Linked DNA regions of Homo sapiens: all the other regions are linked to region 3. A link is an interaction called in ENCODE POLR2A ChIA-PET data of the cell type or tissue named here. Cell type or tissue: Panc1. All regions are shown on one strand.

Region 1 (2,500 bases), 51 kb before region 3:
GCCTTCAGCCTGGGAAGCTTCTGTTCCTTTGAGCTAGTGACTTCGTACATCCCTCAGGCTATCCAACAGAGAGGAAGTCTTGCTGTGTTGCCTAGGCTGGAGTGCAGTGGTGCGATCATGGCTCACTGTAGCCTCAACCTCCTGGGCTCAAGTCATCCACCTGCCTCAGCCTCCTGAGTACTTGGAGCTACAGGCATGCACCACCACGCCTGGCTAACTTTTGGATTTTTTTTGTAAAGATGAGATCTCGCTATGTTGCCCAGGCTGGTCTTGAGTTCCTGGGCTCAAGCAGTCCTCCTGCCTCGGCCTCCCAAAGTGCTGGGATTACAGGTGTCAGCCTTTGCATCTGGCCCACAAACAGCCATTCTTGTTCAAACTTTGCCTCCAGGCCTGGCGTGGTGACTCACGCCTGTAATTCCAGCTATTTGGGAGGCCGAGGTAAGAGGACCACTTTAGCCAAGGAGTTCAAGACCAGTCTCGGCAACATAGGGAGACCTCATCTCTACAAAAAATAAAATTAGCTGGGCATGATGGTGCGTGCCTAAAGTCCCAACTACTTGGGAGGCTGAGGTGGGAGGATCCCCTGAGCCCTAGAGGTCGAGGCTACAGTGAGCAAGGTTGCTCCACTGTATTCAGCCTGGACGACAGAGTGAGAACCTGTCTCAAAAATAAATAAATAGGCCGGGTGCGATGGCTCATGCCTGTAATCCTAGCACTTTGGAAGCCGAGGCGGGTGGATGACTTGAGGTCAGGAGTTTGAAATCAGTCTGGCCAACATGATGAAACCCTGTCTCTACTAAAAATACAAAAATTAGCTGGGTGTAGTGGTGCATGCCTGTGATTCCAGCTACTCAGGAGACTGAGACAGGAGAATCGCTTGAACCCGGGACACGGAGGTTGCAGTGAGCCGAGATCGTGCCACTGCACTCCAGCCTGGGTGACAGAGCAAGACTCTGTCTCAAAAAAAAGAGAAAAAAAGAAAAAAGAAAAGAAAATTAAAATTAAATTAATTAATTAATTAAAAATAAAAGAATTAGAAAACAAGCTTCACCTCCTCCAGGAAGTGTGCCTTCATCTCCCTATCTCCAGAGAGGTTAGGTGCCCTCCTGGGAGCTCCCAGCCCTCTGCGTTTACTCCAAGCTGATGGCGCTGGGTTGTCATAGGTGTGCCTAGCAACGTCACGAAGGTGTAACTCTAAGCAGGAAGAAAATAAACTTCCTCGTGGCAGATTTTACATGCACCTGGAGGCTTGAGGATGGGAAAATGAAACCATCCCTGTAAACCTCATGCAATTAATCAGAGAACAGAGAGGAGAAATGGAAACAAGCCAGGCTTGCAGCACACCCAGCGCTGATCATGAGGTCAGCTGCCCCCTGATCTGCTTCCTCTTAGTTGTCTGGTGCCTGCTGTTCTAGAATCACGTAGACCTGGTTACAAGATCATAGTTCCCCTTAACTGCACTAGAGATAGCAACTTGAACGTTATGAAACATTAAATGTTACTTTTGAGAAATTCCTTCAGGTCCTGCGTGCCGGTGAAGCGACTGACTCCGCCAGCCTGAAGGACCCCACCAGGAGCTAACTCCCCAAAAATGTCTTTTTCACATCATGATGATTTCATTTCCCTTGCTCTGACCAATGACCCCAATTTTCTAGCCTCTCACCCTCCATAATCCCCTTAAAAGCCCCATCCCAGAATTCCCTGGGGAGATGCATTCGCAGGTCTCCTCCTATCCCCTTGCACAGTGCCCTGTGATCATGAAACTCTCTCTACTGCATCCCTGCTGTCCAGTGTAATAGGGCTGTGACAGGGCAGCAGGCATACAAATCTGCTGTTCCTGTAACAAAAAGCACACCTCTACGTCTAGATGGAGCCACGTCTAGAGCCCTGCAGATCCATGCTAGAGGGGTTCCAGCAGGCTGGAGTACAATGGCGTGATCTCGGCTCACTGCAACCTCTGCCTCCTGGGTTCAAGAGATTCTTCCGCCTCAGCCTCCCGAGTATCTTGAATTACAGGTGCATGCCTCCACGCCCAGCTAATTTTTGTATTTTTAGTAAAGACGGAGTTTCACCATGTTGGCCAAGCTGGTCTTGAACTCCTGACCTGGTGATCCACCCGCCTCGGCCTCCCAAAGTGCTGGGATTACAGGCGTGAACTACCGCGCCTGGCCCTTTTTTTTGTTTTGTTTTGTTTTTTGAGATGGAGTCTCGCTCTGTCGCCCAGGCTGGAGTGCAGTGGCGCGATCTGGGCTCACTGCAAGCTCCGCCTTCCGGGTTCATGCCATTCTCCAGCCTCAGCCTCCCCAGCAGCTGGGACTACAGGTGCCCGCCACCACACCCGGCTAATTTTTGTATTTTTAGTAGAGACGGGGTTTCACCATGTTGGCCAGGCTGGTCTCCAACTCCTGACCTCAGGTGACCCACCCAACCTCGTCGGCCTCCCAAAGTGCTGGGATTACAGGCGTGAGCCACCATGCCCTTCCTCCTTCTCTCATAGGCT
Region 2 (2,500 bases), 170 kb after region 3:
CGTCTACTGTGGAATCTCGATTCCTAGTTATTGCAGGAGAGATCAGGATGTCGCGAGGCCTAAGGCAAAAGGAGAAGTCGCGGCTGGGAGAGGCAGCCCCGATGGGCTCCAGGTGGGCCGGGGGCAGTGACCAGGGCCTTCTCTGAGACCTGGTCCTTGGAGGGAGTGGGGGTTTGCTACTTACCTGGCATGTGGAGGGCCCATACCCACTGGGGAGGTGGAGTCTGGAGAGGAGTGGGCACAGCAGGGAGAGTGGGGCCAGGCCCTGGGGCCACCCCACACTGTTTGTAAACTGGACCCGGGCAGGGCAGGGGACCTATAGCCCTTTTTCAAGGTGGGAATGAGTGGGGAGTGGAGAGGTTGGGGCACCAGCCAGAAAGTGCTCGGAGTTCACTCTGGCCGGCCTGGCCCATCAAAGAGCCCCTCAAATGGCCCAGAACCCCAGGAGGGACCCTGGCAGGGGACCCTGACAGGGACAGCCTCACCCATGTGGTGCTTATTGCGGGGGTCCCGGGCCTCCACAGAGAGGGGCAGGGGGTCAGGCGGGGCTGCTGTTGTCTCTGTTTTGCTACCTGGGGGCCTGAACCAACCTGCAGGGGCCTCCTTGCCGGATTTCCTGAGGGCTGTGGTGCAAGGCAGGCCTGGGCGCCCTGGGACAGCTGCCTGGGAGGACCAGGGTGTGGTGGGGGGGCCGCTGGTGAGGGGTCTGGACGCACAGTCACTGAACGCAAAGGATGGCACCCATGCGTCTGCACCCTACACATGTGCACACACACCTAGTCACACACTCGCCCCCTGGTGTCCACCGCCCCCATTCTCACACCCACACATGCAGGTCCTACGCCCTGCACACTCCAGCGCCAGAAAAGTGGGAGACGTGAGGATGGGGTCTTGGAGGTTGGCATGTTTGACCCCAAGAAACCCAGGAGAAATTTCCAGCACGAACCAGCTCGCCACCTGCTGGAAGCCCAGGCTACTACGTCTAGGCTGTGTGGCAAGGGCTGGGAGGACCCGGCAGAGGTCCCTGGGCCTGGGACAGTGCGGCTGGCAGGGGGAGCTGGGACCTGCTCTCGGCTCCACACTAACTCCCCTGCCCTAAGGATGGGGGCAGCTGAGACCCCTGCCCTGTGAGCCCTTCTATCCCCACAAGTTGTCAGGACAATCCCTTGTGGTTAGGGGGAGGGGCGGGGAGAGAGCTCTATTTCTCAGCCAGTGCCAAGCTACCCTCCCTCCTGGGCTGTGATTTCATTTGTGCAATGGGGGTGTGCAGGAGTCACTAGCTTCTCGGGGCCTGTCCCGCACATACACGCACTTATGCGACATCCAGACATTTGCTACATTTTCCAAGGGCTTGGCCTCTCCCCTCCAGCCTCCAGAAGGGAGGGCAGGACACAGCTGCCCTTCGCTCACTGCCCTGATCCCAGCCTGTGCCCAGGGGCCTTAAGCCCCCTCTCTGCCCAACACTTCAGTCCCTTTCTGTACCCAGGGTGGGGAGGGGGCAGAATGGGATGGCGAGGAGGAGGGGATCTGGGGTGGGACCGCAGGATGATCTGCCAGGGGGTATGGAAGGCCAGGAGCAACGAGTCCGGGTTCCAGGGCTCAGGGAGGCGTCTGGGAGTGTGGCCCGAAAGCTCCCTTGCTCCTGGCGTGTGTGTGTGTGTGTGTGTGTGTGTGTGTGTGTGTGTGTGTGTGTGTGTGTGTGTTGTGTGGTGGCCTCCGAATTCTCGGGTCTGTGCGGCTTGGCTCCTCTGGGCCAAGCCCCCGCTCACCAGGCCGCGCTAGGGGTCTTTGGTGGCCCCCTCACCAGCCCGCCGGGGACGGACCAGGTGCCGGGCCGCGTCCTGCCTAGTCTACCGCTGCGCCCCCTGCCCCGCGGCGAGGTGGCTCCATTCCCTACCGCCGCACCGGGCACCGGCTCGGGGCGGGCCCGGGCTGCTCCCGGGTCCGAGGGCGGCGGAGGCGACTCAGACGCAGATCTCGATGGCCGTGGCCAGCACCACCTGCCCTTTGCTCTTGTCCGCGCGGCCGTCGGTCCGGCCGGGGGGCCCCTGGGGAGCTAGGCCGGGCTCGGGCACAGGCACCGGCACGGGCACTGGCACCGGCACCGGCACGGGCAAGGGCACCGACCCGACGGCGGGGGGCGCGGGCCGGGAGCCGCTGCCGCTCTCGGTCAGCACCGTCCGCTTGAGCGGCCCAGGCGCCTCGAGGCGCAGTGGCCCGGCGGCGGGCGGGCGGTCCCCGGGGGGCTTGCGCGCGCGGTGCGAGGGCCGGCGGCGCAGCTCGGACGTGAGCTCGTGCTTGAGGAAGCGGAACACCTCCTTGGCTGGGCCGCGGCGCTCGGGCTCCAGGGCCAGTAAGCGCTGGAACATGCGCAGCGCGGGCTCGGTGAAGCGGCGCCACTGCGAAGGCAGCCCCGGCAGGCGGCCCCGCTGCCAGCGCACGAACTCCTCGAAGAAGGCGTCGGCGCCCGACGCCGCCTCCCACGGGAAGTTGCCGGTGA
Region 3 (2,500 bases):
TTTAGTAGAGACAGGGTTTCACCATGTTAGCCAGGCTGGTTTCGAACTCCTGACCTCAGGTGATCTGCCCACCTTGGCCTCCCAAAGTGCTGGGATGACAGGCATGAGCCACCACACCCAGACGAGAGGGCACATTTCCAACTGCATTCTGAAGGCCTGGTGGTGAGAAAGAGCATATAGAGGTGGCACAGCCCATAGCAGAGATGAGGCCAAGGACAAGAAGAGAATGCAGGATGCCGCTTTCCACCTAGAAGAAGGTAAGGGTATGATTCCTTATTTGGAACTACATAAAGTGACCTTGCTCTACTTCTCTTCCCCATACCCTCCTTCTCCCCTCCCCAGCCCCACTTTCCTATTCCAATTAGGGCAATTCTATGAAATCACAGCATCAGAATCTTAGGCCTTAAAATCATTTAGTCTGGCCAGGTGCAGTGGCTCACGCCTGTAGTCCTAGCACTTTGGGAAGCCAAGGCAGGTGGATTGCTTGAGCTCAGGAGTTTGAGGCCACCCTGGGCAACGTGGCAAAATCCAGTCTCTACAAAAAACACAAAAATTAGCTGGGCACAGTGGTGCGCACCTGCTGTCCCAGCTACTCGGGAGGCTGAGGTGGGAGGATCACCTGAGCCTGGGAGGTCAAGGTTGCAGCAAACCAAGATCCTGCCACTGCACTCCAGCCTGGGCAACAGAGCAAAACCCTGTCAAAAAAAAAAAAAAAATCTGGTCTAAGCACCACCTTTGATGGAGGCAGGAATCCTGCAGCAGCCTGGAGCCAACCCAATGGCTCCCTGCCTCTGGTGCTCTATTTCTTATCACCATACAGGTCTCTAAGGTCACCTTTAGGTCTAACATTGTATGAATGATTGTCAGCAACTTTCCAATTTTTTTCATATACATATATTTTTTTTATTTTATTTTTTACTTTTTCTTTTTTTGAGACAGGATCTCACTCTGTCACCCAGGCTGGAGTGCAGTGGCGTGATCATAGCTCACTGTAGCTTCAACCTCCTGGGCACAAGTGATCCTCCCACCTCAGCTTCCAAGGTACCTGTGACTACAGGAATGCGCCACCATGCCCGGCTAATTTTGTTATATATATATATATATATATTTGTACCTTGGTTTTCTCATCTGTAACACCAGGGGTTGAAGTGCTGTGATATTTTTTGGTTCTAGGATAATTTGGAAATAGGGATCTCTTAACATCTTGGATACTGCCAATAGATCATTCACGAAATCCCTTTAGATGAGTGTTATGTTTACTTAGGTCTCTAAAACAATTTGTAAGGTCAACAGATGGGGATAAGAATGACCTGAAGCTGGTCGTCTTTGTTCGCAACCAGAAACAGTCCTGCCTCAAAAAAAAAAAAAAAAAAAAGGGAGTAGGCAGGTGGCCATATTTGTTTCTGGCAAGTGAGTGCTGAAGGAAAGGAGCTGAAGCCTCCCACAGTCATAACTGGTGCTGGCAGGCTACTGTCTCGGTCTTGGGCGCCACTGATCTAAGGTCACGGCTCTGCTTGCTGCTCCCACCCGCTCCAGTTTAAAACCTGCGGTTCCAGGGTTCTCCAGCCCCTCCCTTTTTCACGCTCCGAAGCCGAGAAGGCCCAAAGCGAAGACAGAGAGGACCCGGAAGTAGGGAAAACCTCTGAGCACGTGATGGGGGAACACGCGGGTGCTGTCACGTGATCCGACAAACGGCCTCTGCATAGTGCAGAACATTCTGCTGCTCTTAAAGGTACAGGCCTCAGGGTCCCTGCTGTAGACGGGGCGGGGGAGAGTACGATGGGTGGGGCGTGGTGGGTCGTAGGGCGCTCGAGATGGAGCCCCCAGCTTCCTTGATGGATCGCGGGGCGCGAGTGCCCTAGACAAGCCGGAGCTGGGACCGGCAATCGGGCGTTGATCCTTGTCACCTGTCGCAGACCCTCATCCCTCCCGTGGGAGCCCCCTTTGGACACTCTATGACCCTGGACCCTCGGGGGACCTGAACTTGATGCGATGGGAGGCTGTGCAGGCTCGCGGCGGCGCTTTTCGGATTCCGAGGGTGAGTATTCCCGCCCACCCTCATGGAACGACCACCTCTGGCTCGCAGCCCACCTGAGGGGAATGAGAGCTGACTCGGCCCCGGGAGGACACGCAAGGAGCGGTCGTGCACCTGAGAGTAGGTGGGGGTCATGCCCTCTTCTCGCTCTCCCAGGGGAGGAGACCGTCCCGGAGCCCCGGCTCCCTCTGTTGGACCATCAGGGCGCGCATTGGAAGAACGCGGTGGGCTTCTGGTGAGTGGCCTGAGACTTCAGCGAGTGACAATGGCATGAGAAGAGGGAAGTGACCGGAGGAAAGGGGGAAGAAAGAGTTAAGCTGCGCAAAGGAGCTGAACCCACAAATATTTACTGAATCCACTGGTTTGCCCCAGGGGCAGCATGTAAAATTTCCAAACTTCACTCCTTATCACCTTCCGGATTTAGCAAGATCCTCATACCTACCACCTGTAGGATTATTTACTTTT

The links. Peaks named below come from ENCODE experiments on the same cell type or tissue, not always from the same donor. Only the 100,000 strongest peaks of a DNase experiment are listed, where the experiment ranks them.
Region 1: POLR2A ChIA-PET joins it to region 3 with 11 read pairs; 22 of 35 experiments call an interaction of 5 or more read pairs at or near these places.
Region 2: POLR2A ChIA-PET joins it to region 3 with 10 read pairs; 2 of 35 experiments call an interaction of 5 or more read pairs at or near these places.

What each region holds. Positions count from the first base shown.
Region 1 is chr16:28,542,044-28,544,543 of GRCh38, reverse strand. No RefSeq gene overlaps it. Among named protein-coding and RNA genes, the nearest start is that of NUPR1, 4.3 kb to the right of the region's middle. In Panc1, no CTCF peak of the experiment used is centred here; no DNase peak of the experiment used is centred here; H3K27ac peaks cover 89 bases.
Region 2 is chr16:28,320,386-28,322,885 of GRCh38, reverse strand. SBK1 (SH3 domain binding kinase 1) reads right to left here. Exons shown (of 4, transcript NM_001024401.3): 4 at 1-2,500. The coding sequence ends at 1,965. Among named protein-coding and RNA genes, the nearest start is that of SBK1, 29 kb to the right of the region's middle. In Panc1, CTCF peaks have their summits at 636 and 950 (motif pointing left); a DNase peak (open chromatin) is centred at 945.
Region 3 is chr16:28,491,252-28,493,751 of GRCh38, reverse strand. It overlaps CLN3 (CLN3 lysosomal/endosomal transmembrane protein, battenin), which reads left to right and starts at 1,678. Exons shown (of 16, transcript NM_001042432.2): 1 at 1,678-1,732; 2 at 1,917-2,038; 3 at 2,192-2,270. The coding sequence starts at 1,993. RefSeq lists enhancers at 1,468-1,667, 1,007-1,796. In Panc1, no CTCF peak of the experiment used is centred here; a DNase peak (open chromatin) is centred at 1,471; H3K4me3 peaks cover 1,328 bases; H3K27ac peaks cover 2,160 bases.